Linked DNA regions of Homo sapiens: region 2 is linked to region 1. A link is an interaction called in ENCODE POLR2A ChIA-PET data of the cell type or tissue named here. Cell type or tissue: A673. All regions are shown on one strand. Each heading gives the region's core, and the rest is flanking DNA. Links, peaks and the distances in the headings are about the cores only.

What was found. ChIA-PET counts read pairs that join two places held together with the same protein. Peaks named below come from ENCODE experiments on the same cell type or tissue, not always from the same donor. Only the 100,000 strongest peaks of a DNase experiment are listed, where the experiment ranks them.
Region 2: POLR2A ChIA-PET joins it to region 1 with 8 read pairs; 2 of 35 experiments call an interaction of 5 or more read pairs at or near these places.

Annotation. Positions count from the first base shown.
Region 1 is chr13:46,086,221-46,094,220 of GRCh38, forward strand. CPB2 (carboxypeptidase B2) reads right to left here. Exons shown (of 11, transcript NM_001872.5): 2 at 1,525-1,600. All of the region lies in intron 1 of CPB2-AS1 (CPB2 antisense RNA 1), which reads left to right. Among named protein-coding and RNA genes, the nearest start is that of CPB2, 15 kb to the right of the region's middle. RefSeq lists an enhancer at 524-1,023. In A673, for the core only: no CTCF peak of the experiment used is centred there; no DNase peak of the experiment used is centred there.
Region 2 is chr13:46,003,139-46,015,726 of GRCh38, forward strand. ZC3H13 (zinc finger CCCH-type containing 13) reads right to left here. Exons shown (of 19, transcript NM_001330564.2): 6 at 8,277-8,416; 7 at 7,210-7,367; 8 at 1-198. Among named protein-coding and RNA genes, the nearest start is that of ZC3H13, 43 kb to the right of the region's middle. In A673, for the core only: a CTCF peak has its summit at 7,221 (motif pointing left); DNase peaks (open chromatin) are centred at 3,793 and 7,223; H3K27ac peaks cover 5,860 bases.

The DNA.
Region 1 (8,000 bases), core at 1-8,000:
CACCCACAACGTGGCAAGCAAGGGGCGTGTTTCAGCTCTGTTTGTGTTAGAGCTCTTTCACCTCCACCATTTGGCAGGTTCAGCGCCCGGGAACAATGACGTACGTGGACAAGCGGAGGGTGAGCAAGGTGAAGAGGAGCTTTACTGAGTAATAGAACAGCTCAGAGGAGACTCGCGGTGGGTAGCTCCTCTCTGCAGCCAGGGTGTCCTGATGAGTGTTCGTTCTCAGCAGAGAGGAGACCCTGGAGTGGGTGGCTCCTCTCTACAGCTGGTCCTCCCCATGTCTCTCCAGAAGAGTCTGGCTGAATCCGGGGGATTTCTATGGGCTTCAGATGGGAGGAAGTGAGTGCTGATTGGTTCATGGGTGGCCATAGGCGGGTGCGGAAAAATCACCGTCAGTTCCCACTGCGGTCCACGGGACTGGCAGCCTTCCTGGGCTTGAAGGTGGGGCTTCACCAGGGACCCGCCCTTTTCTGCCTAGGATCCTGTCTGCCTCCTACGGCTATTTATGGCACCCAGGATTTTCCAGCTGAGGGGGCCTGCAGGCCAGTGCCGAGAAGCCCTCAGCCACCCCCTTGGCTTCCCTCCTGTGCTCGTCAGTACCCAAAGTCCAGAGGGGGCTGAGGCAGCAGGGGGCTAGCATGTCAGTACCGCTCTGATCATGCACACAGCCAGCCAGGTTGTGACAACACCTAGGCTCAGCCTCAATTTTGCTCCAAGATTGGAGTGAGCACCAGGAACTCGGAGAGACCAGACAGTGGGAGCAGGCACTTGCGAGCCTGTAGGGGAATGAGGGTCCTTCTCAGAACACTGAGAGTGCAGAAATGCCTGGGTCTGCAACCCCAGCTGGGCAGCTGCAGCTGCGCCCAGGAGGGCAGGGCTCCTGCCTGCTCCTGGCCCCCAAGAGCACAGGGATGTCCAGGTCTGTAGCTGCAGCGGGCAGCTGCAGCTGCGCCTGGGGAGCATGAGGCTGCCGCCCTGCCATCACAGAAGGGGGCGGGACTTTTACCTCCTCCTGGCTTCTGCTGGCTCCGTGGAGCACACAGCCCCAGCCGTGCCTCCCGCATGGCAGCAGCCGCTCTAGATGGGCCGCCACTGCCATTAATATTCTGTAATTCTTGTCAATTTTCTACATCTTAGACATTATGTCGAGATGGGTGCCTGGGTGAGAATTTTAATAAATGTACTCTGTCTTTCTGGTGCATCCTTGGTTAAGAACCATTGTTTCATGAGTAAGGTTTTATTTATAAATATTTTAATTTCTGTTACTGTAGCCTCTTTGTAAGTGCACACTTTATATCCCAAGGTACTATTATGAAATTGGCTGGAAAGCCAATAGCACAAGTGAAGAAGTGTTGATTTGGGGAACCAACAAAATCATGTGATTATGAGAAGGGAGAGAAGACTATGAGAAGAAGAGTTCATACCAGATACATGTAAGCCAGACAACATACAGGAGGAAACTCAACACCCAGTGCTTATACAAAGTGAAACCAATATAAACATAAATTAGGGAGAAATTACCTCATATGTTGTAGTAAGATTCTGTAGAACTTGAACTTGCCTAGAGGTTCTAGGAAGAGCAGCTAGAACTTGGCCACTGGGGAAAAAAATAAAAGAGGATTTTGATATTAAATAAAGAGTAAAGATGGAATATATTATACTGTGAGGAGCTTTTAGGTAATTGCAAAAGGGAAACAAAATTTAAAATGTTATTAGGACAGAGGATCTTACTACAGATTCAGTGTAATAAGAGAACATATACTCTCAGTCTTTATGCTCCTAAGCAATTGCAAAATCAACAGCTCTCTTGACTGGGGGTCAGTTTACAGAGTATTTACTTCTTTCCTTTTTCTTGTGCGTGCATGTGTGTTTTAATTTTAAAAATTAAATATTTGATGCATAAGGGAATATTTATGCTGATCCTAGTTAATTATACAATAAAATGAATGCCTGTGAACCCATCACCCCACTTAAAAAGTCCAGCTTCCTTGACATCCTGAAGATCCTTGTGTGCTCCTCTCTGTCCTACCCCCTTGCCACATCACCAGAGGTATCCTCTACCTTAAATTTTGACTTTTGCTCATTCCCTTGTTTTTCTTTATAGCATGGATTTTTAAACACATGTATGTGTGAATTCTGAAACAATACCCTTAGATTTGCCTGATTCAACTTTATAAAAATGGTATACTATATGTATTCTTCTGAATCTTGTTTTTCTTTTGTTCGGTATTGTATTCTCAAGATTATCATCTGTGTTGAAGTAGCTAGCCATAGTTCACACGTGAAAGCATTTTCTTACAAGTGGAATTGCCATTTCATGGGATATGCACAGTTTTAATTTCATAGGATAGTGTCATATCAGTCCTCAAGTTTTTTGTATCAATTTATATTGTCAGTAGCAGTGGAAAAGATTTCCTGTTGTTCTTCCTCCTTGCCAATACCTGATGCTCTCTGACTTTTCAACTTTTGCAATCAAATTTTTATGAAATGAAATTTTCTTGTGATTTTGATTTTCATTTTCTGACTTATTAATGAAGTACAGTTGTTTATATTTGATTATCGGCCATTCATATTTTTGCTTATATGTTATGTTTATTCAGATCAACTGCCCATTTTTTTCTAATTTACTTGTATTTTTGTAGTAGTTAATTTGTATAATTTCTTTATATATTCTAAATACTAATTTCTTGTCAGTTATATGTATTGCAAATATCTTCTAGCAGTTTGTAATTTGTCTTTTCTCTTTCTTGATGATGTGCTTTTTTTTTTTTAATCATTTCCTTCCAGGTTTGTGTGGTTTAAGATGTCTTTCTAGATATCTGGGATATAAAGATATTCTCATATACTTCTTCTGTCCTTCTTATTTAAATTTTAAATTCAATTGAAAATTATTTGGTTGGGTGCAGTGTAAAGAAGAAATAGACTTCTTTTTTTTTCTTCTTAGCATCGTTTATTATTATGATTTTTTACATCATCTATATTTTTCCCAGGGATCCACTATGTCAATTTTGTCATATATCAAGTTTCCATACTGTTTGGCAGAGAAAATGTTGGTTCATCAACACCACTGCCTCTTCCTGCATAGACAGAAAAACTTCATTACCCAGCCTTCCGTGTGGTTGTGTTGAGAGCCAGTGCCTGAGCTTTGCCAATGGGAATGCGTGGGAGTGTTATAGGTGCCTAAGAGTAGGTGTGTCTTCATGTGCACGTGCCCCCTCTCATCCTGCGGCCAGAAGCAAAGAGCCTCAAATGTGGAGTTGCATAATGGAAGCAGCCAAGATCTCCAAGTTGAAGGAGAGCACCAGGGAGAGTTCTATGACCTTCATCAATTAGTATTATGAGTGAGAAATTGCTCTGATCTGAATGTTTGTGTCCCCCCAAAATTCCTATGTTGAAATCCTAACCTCCAAGGTATTAGGAGATGAGGGTTTTGGGAGGTGATTAGGTCATAAGGGGAGAGGCTTCATGAATGGGATTAGTGACCTTAAAAAAGAGATCCCCTCCCCCTTCCACCATGTGAATATATAGCGGGAAGGTTCTGTCTATGCGGAAGATAGTCCCTCCCCAAACACAAGAATTAGCTGGTGCTTTGTCATGAACTTCCCAGCCTCCAGAACCGTGAGCAATAAATTTCTGTTGTTTATAAGCTGCACCACTTAAGGTATTTTTTGTTATAACTGCCCAAACGTACTAAGACAGAATTAACCCTATATTGTATTAAGTAAAGCTGTTTCAGGTTTTATTAGTGATTATAGCATAATCAAGGATTACCCTTGCTAATATAATGTGCTCTATTTCTTAGTTCTCTATTATGTTCTATTGATATATTTGTCTACCCTTGAGCCAATACTACTCATCTTAGTGATGGTAGCTTCATATTACATCCTAATATCTTAGAGAACAAACTCTTGCTTCCCCTCTGCCCTGCCCAATTCTTTTTTTTTTACAAGCCTCTTGTCTTGATCCTTTGCTTTTTCACATAATTTTTAAAAATCAGCTTGTTATGTTTCATGAAAAAAATGAAATTTTCATTAGAATTATATTGGATCAATAGATTAATAATTTGGAAAGAACAGATATACTCATGATTCTGAGTGTCATTATTAATAAATACAGTGAATTTGTCTATTTGTCTATTCTTTTTTTTTTTTTTTTTGGAGATGGAGTCTCACTCTGTCACCCAGGCAGGAGTGCAATGGAGCGATCTTGGCTCAGTGCAACCTCCGCCTCCCAGGTTCAAGCAATTCTCCTGACTCGGCCTCCTGAGTAGCTGGGATTACAGGTGCACACCACCATGGCTGGCTAATTTTTGTATTTTTTAGTAGAGACGTGGTTTCACCATGTTAGTCAGGCTGGTCTCGAACTCCTGACCCCGTGATCCACCCGCCTCAGCCTCCCAAAGTGCTGGGATTACAGGTGTGAGCCACTGCACACAGCCCATTTATCTATTCTTTAATGCCTTTCCAAAAGTTTTACAATTTTATCCATAAAGATGTTGCACTTTTTTTTTTTCTTTTTGAGACGGAGTCTCGCTCTTTTGCCCAGACTGGAGTGCAGTGGCGCCATCTCGGCTCACTGCAACCTCCACGTCCCTGGTTCAAGCGATTTTCCTGCCTCAAGCCTCCTGAGTAGCTGGGATTACAGGTGCACACCAACACACCTGGCTAATTTTTTGTATTTTTAGTAGAGACTGGGTTTCACTATGTTGGTCAGGCTGGTCTCGAACTCCTGACCTCGTGATCCTCCTGCCTCAGCCTCCCAAAGTGCTGGGATTACAGGCGTGAGCCACCGTGCCCGGCTGCACATTTTTAAATTATGTTTTCTTCTAACAAATTTGCCTTTTCGTTAGTAAATGGTAACTTTTAACATGCCACCTCTAAGCTCTTTTTTGCTAAGATATAGAAATAAAAATGATTTTTGGTGTTGATTTTCTATTTAGCTCTCTTGGTAGTTTTGATAATTTTGGTATAGATATTTGGGGGGATATTTCTCTTTGCAAGTAATCATTACATCTGCACACACTATTAGGTTGGTGCAAAAGTAATTGCGGTTTTTGCCGTTACTTTTAATGTACTTAATGTACTTTTAATACGTTCTGCTTCTTTAATTTCAATGCTTATAGAGCCCCTTTTCCCCTTCCTTTTTGTCTTGCTGTGTTGCCTGGGACTTCAGTACAACATTGAATAGAAGTGGAGATAAAATGCATGATTCCTAATTTTTAAGAAAAACCTTAAAATATTTTACCATTAGAATGCTTGTTGTAGATTTTTGGTAGATGTCTTTTATCAGTTTTAAAAAACTCCTTGCTCTTTGTTAAGAGTTTTTATGATGAATAAGTGTGGATTTTAAATGCTTTCTATAAGATGAGCATATGGGTTTTCTGGCTTAATATCTTAATGTGGTGAATTATATCAATAGATTGTTTAAAAAGCAGACACTTGGTTGGTTTTCTCACTTTTGCTTTGTTGTATTTCTATTTTGCAACTGTTGCTAAGGTTGTGAGAATTCTTGGTGATTCTTACACAGCCAAGGCAATAGATTAATGTGACTCAACATGAATTTACTTTATTTTCACATACCACTTAGAAAAGAAAGAATTTCTTAGCAAATGTCCTCATTTCTGCAGCTCTCCATCCAGTTTTATAGGTAAGTGATAAGGAGAGAAAGGAAGCAGTGAGGTGAGGGATTGTGGACTCTGTTAACGGCAATGGCATTCTCAGGTTTCCAGTATACCACTGAGTAACCTCACAAGAACTATTTTATTTAAATTAAAATTAAGCATGTTGGTGGCATTTGCCAGCTCTGAGCCCCCCCTTTTTTTTAACTGAACGAGATTTTTCTTTTATTTTCAAACAAATATTGCCCTTGAAATATGACGATAGATATATTTTAAATTAGAAAAAATGCTTCCTCTTGCTTTATTTAAAACTAATCTTAGACTTTGCTTCCAGTTATACCCTCCTTTATGAAATAACTAAAAACCTGGACAAAATGTATGGAACAACAGCACTCAAGACATTAGACAACAGCAACATTATGACTAAATGCAACATGGTGTTCTGGATTAGATCTCGGAACAGAAAAAGAGCTTTAGTGGGAAAACTGGTGAAATCCAAAAAAGTCTGGAGTTTAGTTAATAGTAATATAACAATGTTGATTTCTCAGTTTTTACTAATACATCATGATAATATAAAATGTTAACATTAGGGTATATTGGGTGAGGGGTATACAGTTGTATTACAATTGGCAACTTTTCTGTAAATCTAAAAATATTCCAAATAAATCATCTTATTTAAGAAAACCATGTACCAAGAGCTCTCAAAGCACAAAAGAGGTTATGATAACTTCTGTTTGTCATTATTAGCAAAGGCTTCATAGAAGGGATGTCTGGGTGTGTAAGAATGTCTAAGAGTGGGTAAAGGCACAATAGCAAGAGATAAAGGGCATTTTTGGAAAAATGGCTCTTGTTCATTGTTGCCAAGTATAGGATACGGGTGTTTAAAGCAAGAGAAGAATGGGAGCTAAACAGAAATGAGTGTGGGAAGTTATGTTCATCCTTCCCTAGAGAAGGTCTTGAATGCATGCTGAGAAATTTGGACTTTATCTTGTAGGCAATTAGAAGTTAGAAAGGTAACATTTGAGCTGTGATTTATAGGGATAATTTTATTTGTTTTCCTTTGTTTGTTTTTGTTTGTTTGTTTGTTTTTGAGATGGAGTCTCGCTCTGTCACCCAGGCTGGAGTGCAATGGCGTGATCTTGGCTCACTGCAACCTCCACCTTCTGGGTTCAAGCGATTCTCCTGCCTTAGCCTCCTGAGTAGCTGGGATTACAGGCGTGCACCACCATGCCCGGCTAATTTTTGTATTTTTAGTAGAGATGGGGTTTCACCATGTTGGTCAGGCTGGTCTTGAACTCCTGACCTCAGACAATCCACCCGCCTCAGCCTCCCAAAATGCTGGGATTACAGGCGTGAGCCACCGCGCCCACCAAGGATAACTTTAACAAGGGTGGAGGGTGGCTTTATTTTGGAAATCCTGAGTAAAATATTCTGAATTCTGGAAATAAGTCTATGGAGAGACTTGCTTATTAGAAGAGGGGAAAAGTAGCTAGACTGAGAAATTTTATGTCAATCTCTGGTACAAGTTTAGCATAAACTATTAAACCACTGATTAAAGATACATGTTCAAGGATGTGTATTACGGCATTATTCATAGTAACAAAACCTAAAAACCATGTGAATGCTCAGCAGTAACAGAATTGTCGAATGTTGGTAGTGTCTCCACATTCTAGAATGCTTTTCAGTCATTATAAAAAATGAGTTTGATTTATAACAGTTAACTTGGGGGCTTTAAATGGCATATTAAGGGAGAAAAGCAAGATATGGAGAACTTTATGAAATATGATCCTATTTTTGGAAAAAAAGTTAGAAAGATAAAGAAAAATTATATGTGTTAAAATCAGGAGAAAATTATACATAAATAAACAACACATTGTTAGCTTTGATTTGGAGGGTGGGAAATGGCAATTGAAGCCTTGGGTAAGTGGCAGGGGAAGAACAAATGAGATTCTTTTTAAAAGAAAGGTTTCTATAGTACCAATAGGAGATACAACATTGAACTAGTATACAATTATACCCAGGGAGGTATAACTATGTGGAGAAATGTATGAAAGGATGATCACAAACATGTTCATATTTTCACCAGGATGGTGAAATTTTAGTATTTTCTCCCTAATTTTATGCTTTTCTGTATTATTTACTTTTTAAACCCAAAAGAACTCCTATTCTTGTATTTATTCAAGAAAATTAAATTTAAAGAAAAATCTCCTTTGACTGTGAAAAAGCCACTAACAAGCTTCTCAGTGATGCTGGTAACCCTCTCATCTCACCAGCACATTCCTTATTATTTTCATAAACAGAATGTTCTCTGGGCCCTTGGAGTAGCGTAGTCACCCAGTGGGTTTTCTAGCCTTACATAGCATTTTTATTCTAGTGTGCT
Region 2 (12,588 bases), core at 2,768-10,767, 80 kb before region 1:
CTTGGCTTGTCTCTCTTTTCTCTTTGTCGTTCAAAATCTCGTCCTCTGTCCTTTCCATCTCTTGTTTTTTCTTCTATCCTGTCTTTTACTTTATATTTTTCTTTGTATTTTTTCCCCAGAGCGATATCTTCTGGTATAGGAGGGGGTGGACTAGGAGTACGTGGTCCTTTCTTTTTACTTTGGTTGGTTTTTGAATTTCTGAAGGTAACAAAAAGCTATCATTAGAGGTTCAAATATGCCAAAAGGATATTTTTTAAAGCCTTCTTAAAAACAGCAGCGTTCCTTTACATTACTTGCCCTTTATTATTTTGTATACTACTAACCAATATCAAGAAGAAAAAAAAACTAACAGAAATGGCTGAAGAATTAATTTACTTGATACTTATTTTGTTAACACTGCTTATTATTATATAACTTTAAAGGGGCAGGTTTCTGAGAAAAGATAGAGGTGAAATAGGAAGACACTTTCAGAAAAGATGTTAATACAATGACTGTTTAAACTGTTTTTTTTTAAGACAGAAAAGTAGACAAAGAAAGTAAAAATCACCTATAATTCTACTACTCAAAGAGAACTATTTTTAACATCTTGAATATTTACATACTTTTGCCATATATCTTACTTTCTCTGTCTATTCATTTAAAACTGGGTATTCACATGCAAAAGAATGAAGCTGGACCTTTACATTGCACCAGATCAAAAATTAACTCAAAATAAAGACCTAAACATAAAAGCAAAAACTATAAAAATCCGAAAAGAAAATATAGAAGAAAAGCTTCATGACATTGGACTTGGCAATGATTTCTTGGCTATGACACCAAAGGCACAGGTAACAACAAAGCAAAAATAGACAAATGAGACTAAATCAAATTTTAAAACTTTTGCATGTCAAAGGACACAATCAACAAAGTGAAAAGGCAACTTATAGAATGCGAGAAAATATGTGCAAATCATATATATATATAGTCACAACTATTTTCTCTCATCATTGGAAATGGTAACTCTGTGTGTGTGTGTGTGTGTGTCACATACATTCATGGGATATCCTATTACAATATTTTGCAAAATTTTCAAATATTGAACATAGACATAGTGTGAGCATCTTTCTGTAACAAAAAGTAGATTTAGGTTGGGCATGGTGTAATCCCATCACTTTGGGAGGCAGAGGAGGGAGGGGTGGATCACTTGAGGTCAGGAGTTCGAGACCAGCCTGGCCAACATGGTGAAACCCTATCTCTACTAAAAATACAAAAATTAGCCAGGCATGGTGGTGGGTGCCTGTAATCCCAGCTACTCCAGAGGCTGAGGCAGGAGAATCACTTGAACCCGGAAGAAAGAGGTTGCAGTGAGCCAAGATTGCGCCACTGCACTCTAGTCTGGGTGACAGAGTAAGACTCTAACTCAAAATAAAATTTTTTTTAAAAAAGCAGATTTAGGTAATCATTTTTATTGACTGTATAGAATTTCCCTGAATAGATGCTCCAAAACTTTCTAAAACAATTTCATAGTTTTTCAGGTGGCTTCCAGGTTTTCATCATTATTCAAAAAACACAATTACATCATCTACAAATGAAATATCAACCACTGTCAGTATATATTCATCATAAATTTCTCAATCTTATTTAAGAAATTTTTACCAACTCTGAGGTCACAAAGATGGTCTCCTAAAATTTTGTAATTTTGCCTTTCACATTTGTCTTTAATCTACTTGTAATTGATTTTGGGGTACAAATTTTGTTCTTTAAGTGCCTCTTTTTGGCAATTTAAGTAATTTTAAGTAAATAGTATAACTTTGATCCCATACACATTCAAAACTGGCTGTCTTTGCCTCTTACTTTAACAATAGTTTAATTGAATATAGCATTTTCATGTCAAAATCCTTTTACCTCAGAGCTCTAGTTAAAATATTTTGTAACATTTAACGTTGCAGGTCAGAAGTCCAAAGAAAATCAAATTTTTTACTATTCAGGTAAGCTGGTTTTTCTGTTGGCATGCTTATGAACATTATCCCTTGAAAATTACTCACTGGAAAAAGATTTTCACTAAATCCAGGTATTTTCAAAAAATCTTTTCCAGCACTAAATGGACTGTTTCAATCTGAAACTTCAAACTTTTTACTCAATTTCTTCTATTTTCATTTCAAAACTTTTCCTTATGACCCAAGTCTCTGCAGTTCTCTTTATTACACAGTTACTGTATCTCTTGGATCTCTCCTCCATGTTAGATGTCTCTGTCATTTCCATTTTTCCTGCTTTTCCAGGATCTTAAATCTGTCTTTATATTCAGTAATTTTTAAAGTAGTACTCATTTTGCTAATTCTAAATTTGGCAATCTCGTTGTTCTGCTATTTTTTGATTTCTTCTTTTTTTTGGAGACAGTGTCTCGCTCTGTTGCCCAGGCTGGAGTGCAGTGGCACAATCATGGCTCACTGCAGCCTCGACCCCCAGGGCTCCAGTGATCCCCATGCCTCAGCCCTCTGAGTAGCTAGGAGTATAGGTGCATACCACCACAACTGGCTAAATTTCATATTTTTGTAGAGACAGGGTTTTATCACGTTATCCAGGCTGGTCTCAAACTCTTGGGCTCAAGTGATCTGTCCACCTCAGACCACTGCATCTGTCCTATTCTATGATTTTCCATTTGAACTCTTTTCTCTTTTAAAATATTGTTGTTCAGGCTGGGCGACGTGGCTCATACCTGTAATCCCAGCACTTTGAAAGGCCAAGGTGGGCGGATCGTGAGGCGGTCAGGAGTTCGAGACCAGCATGACCAACATGGTGAAACCCCGCCTCTACTAAAAATACAAAAATTAGCCAGGTGTGGTGGCGCACGCCTGTAATCCCAGCTACTCAGGAGGCTGAGGCAGAAGAACCGCTTGAACCCAGGAGGCAGATGTTGCAGTGAGCTGACTGCACACCAGCCTGGGTGACAGAGTGGGACTCTGTCCCAAAAAAAAAAAAAAAAGTTGTTCAACCTGGCACCAACCAGATCGATAAACTGGCTCATCTGATCTTGTAGCCCCCACCAAGGAACTGACTCAGCACAAGAAGACAGCTTCGACTCCCTCGGATTTCATCTCTGACTTGACCAGTCAGCACTCCTGGCTTACTGGCTTCCCCCAGTCTCCCTGCTGCCCCGCCACCAAGTTGTCCTCTAAAACTCTGATCCCCAAATGCTCAGGGAGATTGATTAATAAAACTCCAGTCTCCTGCAAAAATATAAAATAAAATAAAATAAAATAAAAATATAGTTGTTCACAGTTTTTTTCCCATAATCAACTGCTTTTGTCTTCTAAATACAATATCCTCACAAATTGCACTAAACTTATAAATGAATTTATAATTTAAGTTTGTTCCTGTTTACTGTATTAACGTTTCTGTGTAAGCCATCTGCTCAGAGTGTTCAGTCTGGTACTAGGTTTGCAAGTAACCCTTTTCATACATCTGGTGAGTTTTCACTATCTACTAATCTCACTATCTACTGATATTTATAAATGAAGACCTAAGCCTAAAATCCTAGAACTTATTTCCTATCATGCTGAATTCTCAGAATTCTCAAGTCCCAAGAGTTCTTAGCCATATATATATATGAGATAGTATCTACCTCAAAATTGCTGGCAATATTTTAAAAGCACTTGACTCATAGCATTGAGAAAATGTAGCTCTCTTAGTCCTCATCCCTATGTCTTATTATCACTCATAGCGTTAACCATGTAAACAAGTAGGAAATTACTAAAATATGACGACTAAATCTAGTTTTCATCCTTGTCTTCTGCCAACAACTATATTAGCCACATATCTCATTGCATATTCATGAGATGACTCAATCTTCTTATGCACCCTAACAGATATGTGATAAATATCTGTATTTCTGGATACTTTTCTACTTTAAAGATAAAAACGGATCAATAATTAGCATCTGTATCAAAATTATCTTTTAAAATTTCATGATTAAACAACAAAGGAATTCTTGACACAAACTATTTTTACATTATCACCTGTGACAGAGACTAGCAGGGGGTTTACCAAACTTTTCTTCTGAGCACAGTGGTAAACCATACTATCTACACTTTCTTGAAATTAAGCATGGCCAAGTGACCAAGACCTGGCCAAAGGAACGTGAGTGGAAATGATGTATACCACCTCCAGGCCCAAATTTCAAAGGGCTCTCATATGCCAGGCAATTGTAAACTATAGAGCTAAATAACTGCAATACTCAATTTCCGTTTTTCTTTGTACATCCCGTTCTTTGGTTTCCTTGAAAACCCAAGAAAGTGGAATCATGGTCAGAAGGAGCCTGGGTTACTCAATCTCCATATATAGGACAGCCATCTGTCAATCAGAAACACTCATTTTGACTTTACGTGAGAAATAACCTTCTGTTGTGTTAAACCACCGACATTTTGGGACTTGGCTATAATCACAATCTGGACTATTCTAATATACTTACTAAAGTACAGCATTTCTTCACATTACCATCAAAATTATATGTGGTTAGAAAACACAATTACGTTACAGTGCTTTCCAACTGAAGAGGCCAAAACTGGTTTTGTGTATTCTGAAATCACCAAGATCTTCAACATTTAAAAAGTCAACTAATTGTTGTTTCAGTGGCACAGAGCCTACTTCAGACTTGTGGCAAAGAGCCCACCTGTTTACTTTTATCAGTTTTTAATCTTTTCTCTCTCTCTTCAAAACTATTGTTTTAGATTAGCTTTTGACATACTTAATATTCTCTGTACAAAGAGCTATAAAGAAAAATTCACCTAATAAAAACTAAGATTAAAAGTGCAGATGGACAGAATAGGTAATATATTTATGATTTTAGATTATACCATATCTCATATATCAGGACAAATCTTACTATCAGACTATATCTCAAAATAAATGTCAAACAAAGAAAAATGCCAGCTTTCAGGGAAAAGTGTAAGTTTTAATTTGTCAGTAATTATATCTTTCCATTCAATATGATAACCTAGTAAGACCACCAAGAAATTTGTTTACCTGATTATCACACCTCAGTTGGCTGACACTGGTTAAAATACTCCACTGAGTTTTAACTGAAATTCTAATCCTTACATGTGCTTAGTATGTTCTGAGTTGATAGTATGATCCAGCAATAAAATTAAAAGATGATTACTTGACACACTCTAGGAAATGTAAACTGCATAAATGTTATACTCCAAAAAAAAAAAAAGAAAAGAAATGCTATACTCAATTAAATGTTTTCTTTGTATTTTTAATATACTGTTTTTCCAGGTCCTTTTGCTTTTATTATTAAATTAACGGTGCATCGTAAAGTCAACAACATAGTAGAATATAAGAAATACAGTAATTAAACCAGTGTGAATGATTATTCATGACAAATATTTATAATAGGATGTGTTACTAATAAAGAAGCAAAAGAGATTGTATGTAAAAGATGAAACTAACCCTTTGTCTAAATAGTTATCAAAACTTTCTATGAAAAGATTAAGTTTCAAATATTCTATAAACAGAACAGATAAGACAAGGAAGAAAGGGTATTTCTAGTATGCAGTTTATTGGGGAAATGAATAGAATTGAGGGAAAGTTACATAGCTGGTTAGCCAAGAGGATAAGAGCAAGTGAAGTGGAGCGTATCACTCTCTGTTCATTCAACTTCTTCAATATACCTTTGCAATATTTACTCAATTGCATGAACAAAGGATAGGATCAACTCAACTTTACTGAGCGCCTTATTAAAATGCAAAGTTCTATGCCAAGTAGGCAATATGAGGGAGAGGATCAACTCAACTTTACTAAGTGCCTTATTACAATGCAAAGTTCTATGTCAAGTAGGCACTATGAGAAGACAGAACTATGAATAACCAAGATCCCAATCTTCAAGGAGCTTAAATTTAATAAAGGTTATAAAACATAAGTCACAGCTGAAATATAATGCAACAGGCAATTATTATCAACATGGAGGTATAAGCAAAATCTGATAGGTACCTAAAGGGAACAGAACTTATGTTCCATAAAGAGAAATGGGAAAACTTAAAATTTGAGCTAGAGATTGAAGAATTGAGATAGAAGGGGGTAGATAGGAGGAAGCTGGACAAAAACTACTGACAAGAAAGAAAAGACCAAAGTGTAAATGTCATTCTAAGGAATCTGAATTTCATTCTACAGAATGAAAAACCACTGAGTTTTTCAATGGTATAATAAATTAATTGGAATTGTCCTTTTAAGATTTCTCTGACAGCATCTACAAAATAAATGGGTTGAGGTAGCTGAATGAAAATGTTCACCTGTGTGGGTGGTGGGTAGAAACTACATAAAGTCAATATAGTTAGTGATATAATAATCTAGGCAAAAAGTTAAGTAGAGTCTGAAATAGGGTTAGTTTCTAGGAACTAGAAGGAGGGAGATAAATATGAGTTTCATTACAGGTTCAAATAGACAGGGCTTGTTAACTGATTAAATCTTAGGTAGAAGATATTTTTAGTTCATTTTTTTTAAGATAAAATTAGGGTATGGACTTTAATTAAAATAAAATATAAATAGTTCAGAGTGACCTTAAATGAAAATGTATCTTCTCCTTATTCTTAGTCCCTGAATATAATCATTTCTATTTTTACTTCTTCAACTGGCTTCTACAGTAATTCTAAGTTATAAAGAATTCAATCTCTTGATAATATATACTGAAAGACAAAAATTTTTTGTGTATAATTTGTAGCAGTTTAAAAATCGGAAACAACATAAATGTTCCACAGAAAAGCAGACAAATTTATAATATAAATACTAAGATGAATGAACTAAGGTTATATGTATCAATATAAACATAAAAAATGTTGAGTGAAAAAGCAATGTGCAGAAGGTTATGATATATCCCTATTACAATAGATGAAAGCAATACTATACATTGCAGAACACATATTAGTTAAAGTATAAACACATGCACAAGTATCATAAACACCAGATTTAAGAGAGGAACAGGAAATGTATCTTGTATTTTTATTTCTTAAAAAATAAAAAGCTCTGAAGCATATGTGGATGTTACACAGATGTTTGTTTTATTGTTCTCTATAATTGTCTTTTTAATTGAAACATTTCAAATTTCTTTTTAGAACAAAAAAGCTTACATTAAATATAAAATGTACTAAAAGTACCCTTTTATAACCTACTAATTCTTTTTAGTATCACTTCAGAAAAAGCTATTTTCTCGATACTATTTATCACCCTACTGACCTCTGCTGGTCCAACAGGGGAGAAGATACTGCAGATGTCTTCCTATCTTTCTTGCTAGCTGAAGACGACTTCGGGCTTGATTTTCGCTTCGGAGATTTGCTAGACTTTCTTAGAGAAGGTGACGGGGACAATTTTGATCTAACCACTTCTGGTGAAACCTTTAAAAAAATTCAGTAAGTCAATTCAGAAATTCCTCCACTTATGGTACAACAAGACTTACAGTATTTTAGAATCACACCAAACTTCAGATTAAAATTAAATATTATTGCCGGGTGCAGTGGTTCACACCTGTAATCCCAGTTTCTCGAGAGGCTGAGGTGAAAGGATTGCTTGAGGTGAGGAGTTTGAGATCAGCCTGGATAACATAAAAAAAACCCTATCTCTTATACAAAAAAAAAAAAGCCAGGCATGGAAGGTGCCTATGGTCTCAGCTATTAGGGAGGCTGAGATGGGAGGATCCCTTGAGCCCAGGAGTTCAAGGCTGCAGTGAGTGCCACTGCACTCCAGCCTGGGTAATAGAGAAAGATCTCATCCCTACAAAAAAAGTTTGAAATAAAAATAAAAATAATAAAATTATAATAACCACTATCTGTTGATATTAGTCTGACTCCTGAATCCATGATTTTAAGCAATATAACTGTCCTAACATATACCAGTTTCAATAAAGTAAATTAAAATCATAAAATTTCAAAATCTCCTCAGAAAAATCATAAATTATATTTAAATTAACTGTATCTTCACTTTTTAGAAAAGAAACAAGGCATTCTAGAAATAGCATGGGCCTGAAACAGACATAGGCAGATTCAAACCCCATGTTACATTAGCTGGTGACTCTAGGCAACAAACTCTTAGCTTTGCTCACCTATTCAATAACATAAATATTTGCTACTTATCTAATAGAATAATGTGAAAATTAAATGAATATATATGGAGTAGTACATATACAGTGGGTTGATCAATATATCAGTATACTAATATAATTTAAGATGTAGCAAGAAGCTGAGTTATCTGATCAATACAAATGCTGCTATTAAGTACTAACATATTTATTGCAATAAATAGCATACCTCCTTTTTAATGATAATTTCTTCTCTCTTCTCCATGTTTTCTTGTTCCAGCTTCATTAATTCCCTCTGTATCTTCTGACGCTTCATTTCCAATGACAATTCATGAACATAATCATAATTAATATCTCCATTGTCAGAATCTTTAAAATAAAATTGCATTACTGTTAGAAACTAGCATAATTATCTATGCCAAAAATCATACAGACTTTTTTCAACTAATTTCTTACACAAATCTAAATAGCAGAGTCTTTCATCAGGATCACATACTTCTAAAAGATAAAAGAAATAGATACCATTTCTATAAAGGATTAAAATCACCATGGTTGATTTCTTCATGAAAAGCCAAATATTTTGGAAGTTTCTGGGTTTTCTGGAAACAATTTTGGGTTGTTTGGAAGTTGGGTTTTTTGTTAGGAGATGGAATTTTAAAAGACAAAATGCACTCAGCTGAATTTCTAAGCCTTAAAGATACCAAAGCCTTCAATATTTCATGCTGTATACGATGCGACTCATTATCTCCTTGATTTTCCTAAAGATACGCTACTAAAATACATCATACAAAGTGAGGTTATATTACGTGTGCAACATTGCTTCCATAGGCTTTTCAGTTTTAAAATTTGTGAGACAAATGATTAATATCTAAAACTAAAGTAATTTTAGTACTAATGTGTACATAAACTAATTTTTAAAGGATTTATGACATTTTCTTTACAAGTGATTTGTACTATTTCCTTAGATCACAACTGTCCGTCTCAACGGATCTGATGCCATATTTCTATTTCCATTTATATTTTCTGATGAAAAGCTATGAAGATTGGTTAAAAAATCAAGAGTGGTGTGTAGATCTATTTCATTAAAATACATAGAAGTTGCTGGCACTAGCACCCAAACCCATCACGCTCATTTGCCATAAATGCCCAGGAGCCTAGAGGTGGGAATTTCATTGACCACGATGGACTTGACTGACCACAAACTGAGGTGCCTTCTCAAGATATACTTCTAGCACTTTAGATCATATCTTAACCTTGGGAAAAGAAATAAAATGAAGAACTAAAAAAACAACAAACATAAGAAGTCCTACTTGACTGCTTAAAACCCAAGAAAATGAACATCACTGTTATATATTGCTCAAATGCATTAGAATGACAACTATCCATTCATGCTTGGGGACTGAGAGGGTAACTATATATATTCACTACCTGTGTGACTAAGCTTGATTACTCATCTTATGTTGGAGTACAATGACAATTTCTCAGTAAATATATGAAATAGGCTAAAGCATGTTTTTCAGTCAGAAAGCAATTACTAAATATTTAATTAAGGGCAAGTAGTTTTCACTAGATAAAATGAAGACACTGAATTTAATTAAGTGAATACTAGCTATCTCCAGTTATTATTTTGTACTCTATTGAGATACTTTACATCAGTGAATAATAGGAGTCAATGTTCTGGTTTGATTATGTTCCTAAATTCAATAAAATTCCATAACCAAATACCCAGGTAAAACAACGGAAAGAGTAGTTAATTGAGAAGAATGATTAACAGTGTTTCTGACGGTACTGTATTATCAGTAAGGCACTGCCAATCTAAAAATTCGCAACTGGAAATATCACCAATACAGAACACATAAAAGAAAGAAGAAGCTGGCTTTCAGTTCTCAATTTTCAACTATCCAACCAAGGGGGAGAGGCCTGAGCAGTTAAAATATATGTGTAAGTCAGCCAGGCGCAGTGGCTCACGCCTGTAAGCTCAGCACTTTGGGAGGCCGAGGAGGGCGGATCATCAGGTCAAGAAATCGAGACCATCCTGGCCAACACGGTGAAACCCCGTCTCTACTAAAAATACAAAAATTAGCTGGGCGAGGTGGCGCGTGCCTAGAGTCCCAGCTACTCAGGAGTCAGAGGCAGGAGAATTGCTTGAACCCGGGAGACGGAGGTTGCAGTAAGCTGACATCGTGCCACTGCACTCCAGCCTGACAACAGAGCAAGACTTCGTCTCAAAAAAAAAAAAACAAAATAAATAAAAAGTCTAGTCAATGTAGTAAATATAACTAATATAGTTTGCTCAGAAGAAAAGCTCTCAGGTCTTTATTCTGAAGGTGCTTATTTTACGCATATAATAAAAACTCAGATATTTTCCTAACCTGTAAGAGATGGACTACAAGATAGGCACATTGCAACTGACAGTATTTTGACAACAAAAGAAAAAACAGGAAGTACAAAATACAGGATGGAATTCAAAAACAAGAGTCTGAAGCCAGTTAATAAATTTAGAAAATGTCTCTCATGTAGCTTCAGGTTATCACTACAATTTTGCCTTATAAAAATTGATTCACATAAATGATTGTTAAGTCATCAGAAAAATATCAAGTATAATTAGAAAGGTATATTTAACAAGGTAGATATTTTTAAGAATATACAACAGAAAAATATATGCAACACATAAGAAAAGGTTAAGATTCTTTCTATATAAAGAATTCTTACTAATTAACAGAACAGGTAAAGGACATTACAAGGCAATTCACAAAGAGAAAGAAATGAAGAAAGTATACACATATTTTTTCATGTATTCAGGAGCCATTTTTTCTAATTATAATATTAATTGTTGGTAAAGGTACAAATAAAGGACATACTCATTCTCTGGCAGTAGCAATGCAAACTAGTACATCTATCTTGTAAAATTATTTGTCAATATGGGTAAAAGCCTTAAGAACATCAATACATAACTTTAATTTTAATACAGCAACTTTTTTTAAAATTTATTTATTTTACTTTAAGTTCTGGGATACATGTGCTGAATGTGCAGGTTTGTAACATAGGTATACATGTGCCATGGTGGTTTGTACCTATAGGTACAGGTTGATGTACCTATCAACCTGTCATCTAGGTTTTAAGCCCTGCATGCATTAAGTACTTGTCCTAATGCTCTCCCTCCCCTCACCCCCCATCCCCACAACAGGCCCTGGTGTGTGATGTTCCCCTCTCTGTGTTGATCAGCAACTTCCAGTAATTTATTGTATAAAAATAATCATAGATATATAAAAGGTTTATGTATAAGGATTAAAAACTATAAATACTTGTGAATTGCCTTGTTACATCATGCTAATTATATTTAACCTTTTTCCAATGAGTTAGTATCATTTATGTGTATCAGTTTTTAACCTCAAGCTGTCTGAGACGTTTTCTAAATTCATTAACTGATTTCAGACACTTGTTTTTGAATTCCATTCTATATTTTGTACTTTGCCTTTATGATACATTCTCATTGCTAAAGTCTTAAATAATTCTGAATACACAGAGTAAAATATGAAATTTCCCTTATATTCCTCCTACAGCCATCCTTACTCCAGTGATAACACTGCTAACAGTTTAGTGTCATATGCATGAAAATAATGTTTTACATTTTTCCCTTTAACATTCAACACTGCCCTATAAACAAGATCTTTCCAAGTCATAGAGTTCAACTATCTTCATTTTAACGTCTGCAAAGCATTTCATTAATATGATCATACTTTATCGTAGCTTACTTAAAAGAGTTTCCTTCTTAAAGACAGATGAACTGTTTCCAGTATTTTGCTGTTAAAAACAAGACTTATATGAACATTTTGATATATACTTTGGTTCAAGTGCAAGTATTTTTCTATGACATTATTTCTCAGACTACATTGCTAGACTGAAAATAAGTATAATTTCTATTTCTAATAACACCAAACTGTACTCCAAAACTCCTTTACCAATGTAAACCCCCACTTGAAAACATTAATGTTCTTCATTTCTGCCAAACGAATGGGTGAGTAATCATATCTCTTTATTTTCATCAGTATTTCCCTGCAGTAAGATTGAGCATTTATTGGCCAGTTCTATTTCTCCTGTGAGTTACCTATCTGATACATATATATTTTTACTCATTTTTTAACTAGGCCGTCTTTTTCTTATGTATTTGTAGAAACTCATTATATGTCTATATAGTATCTTTACTAATGCTTACACGTTACACATGTCAAGTATTTTCTTTTACCATTTCATCTGTTTTTAACTTCTGCATTTAGTTACACAGAAACTCCTAGTTTTATGTAATCAAATGTTTGTGGCTTCTGGGTTTTATGCCCTATTTAAGGAGGATGTACTAACCTCCAAGATTACCAAAATATTTTCACACATTCTACTGCAATGATACTTTTACTTTTTATGTTACTTCATTGGTCCTTAAGAACACATGATGAACAAATACAAGAAGTTTAAGGAACCAAATAAAAACCACAGACTTCGGAGTGGGGCCTGGAAATACAAAGAGTAACCAGATAATCAAAAGT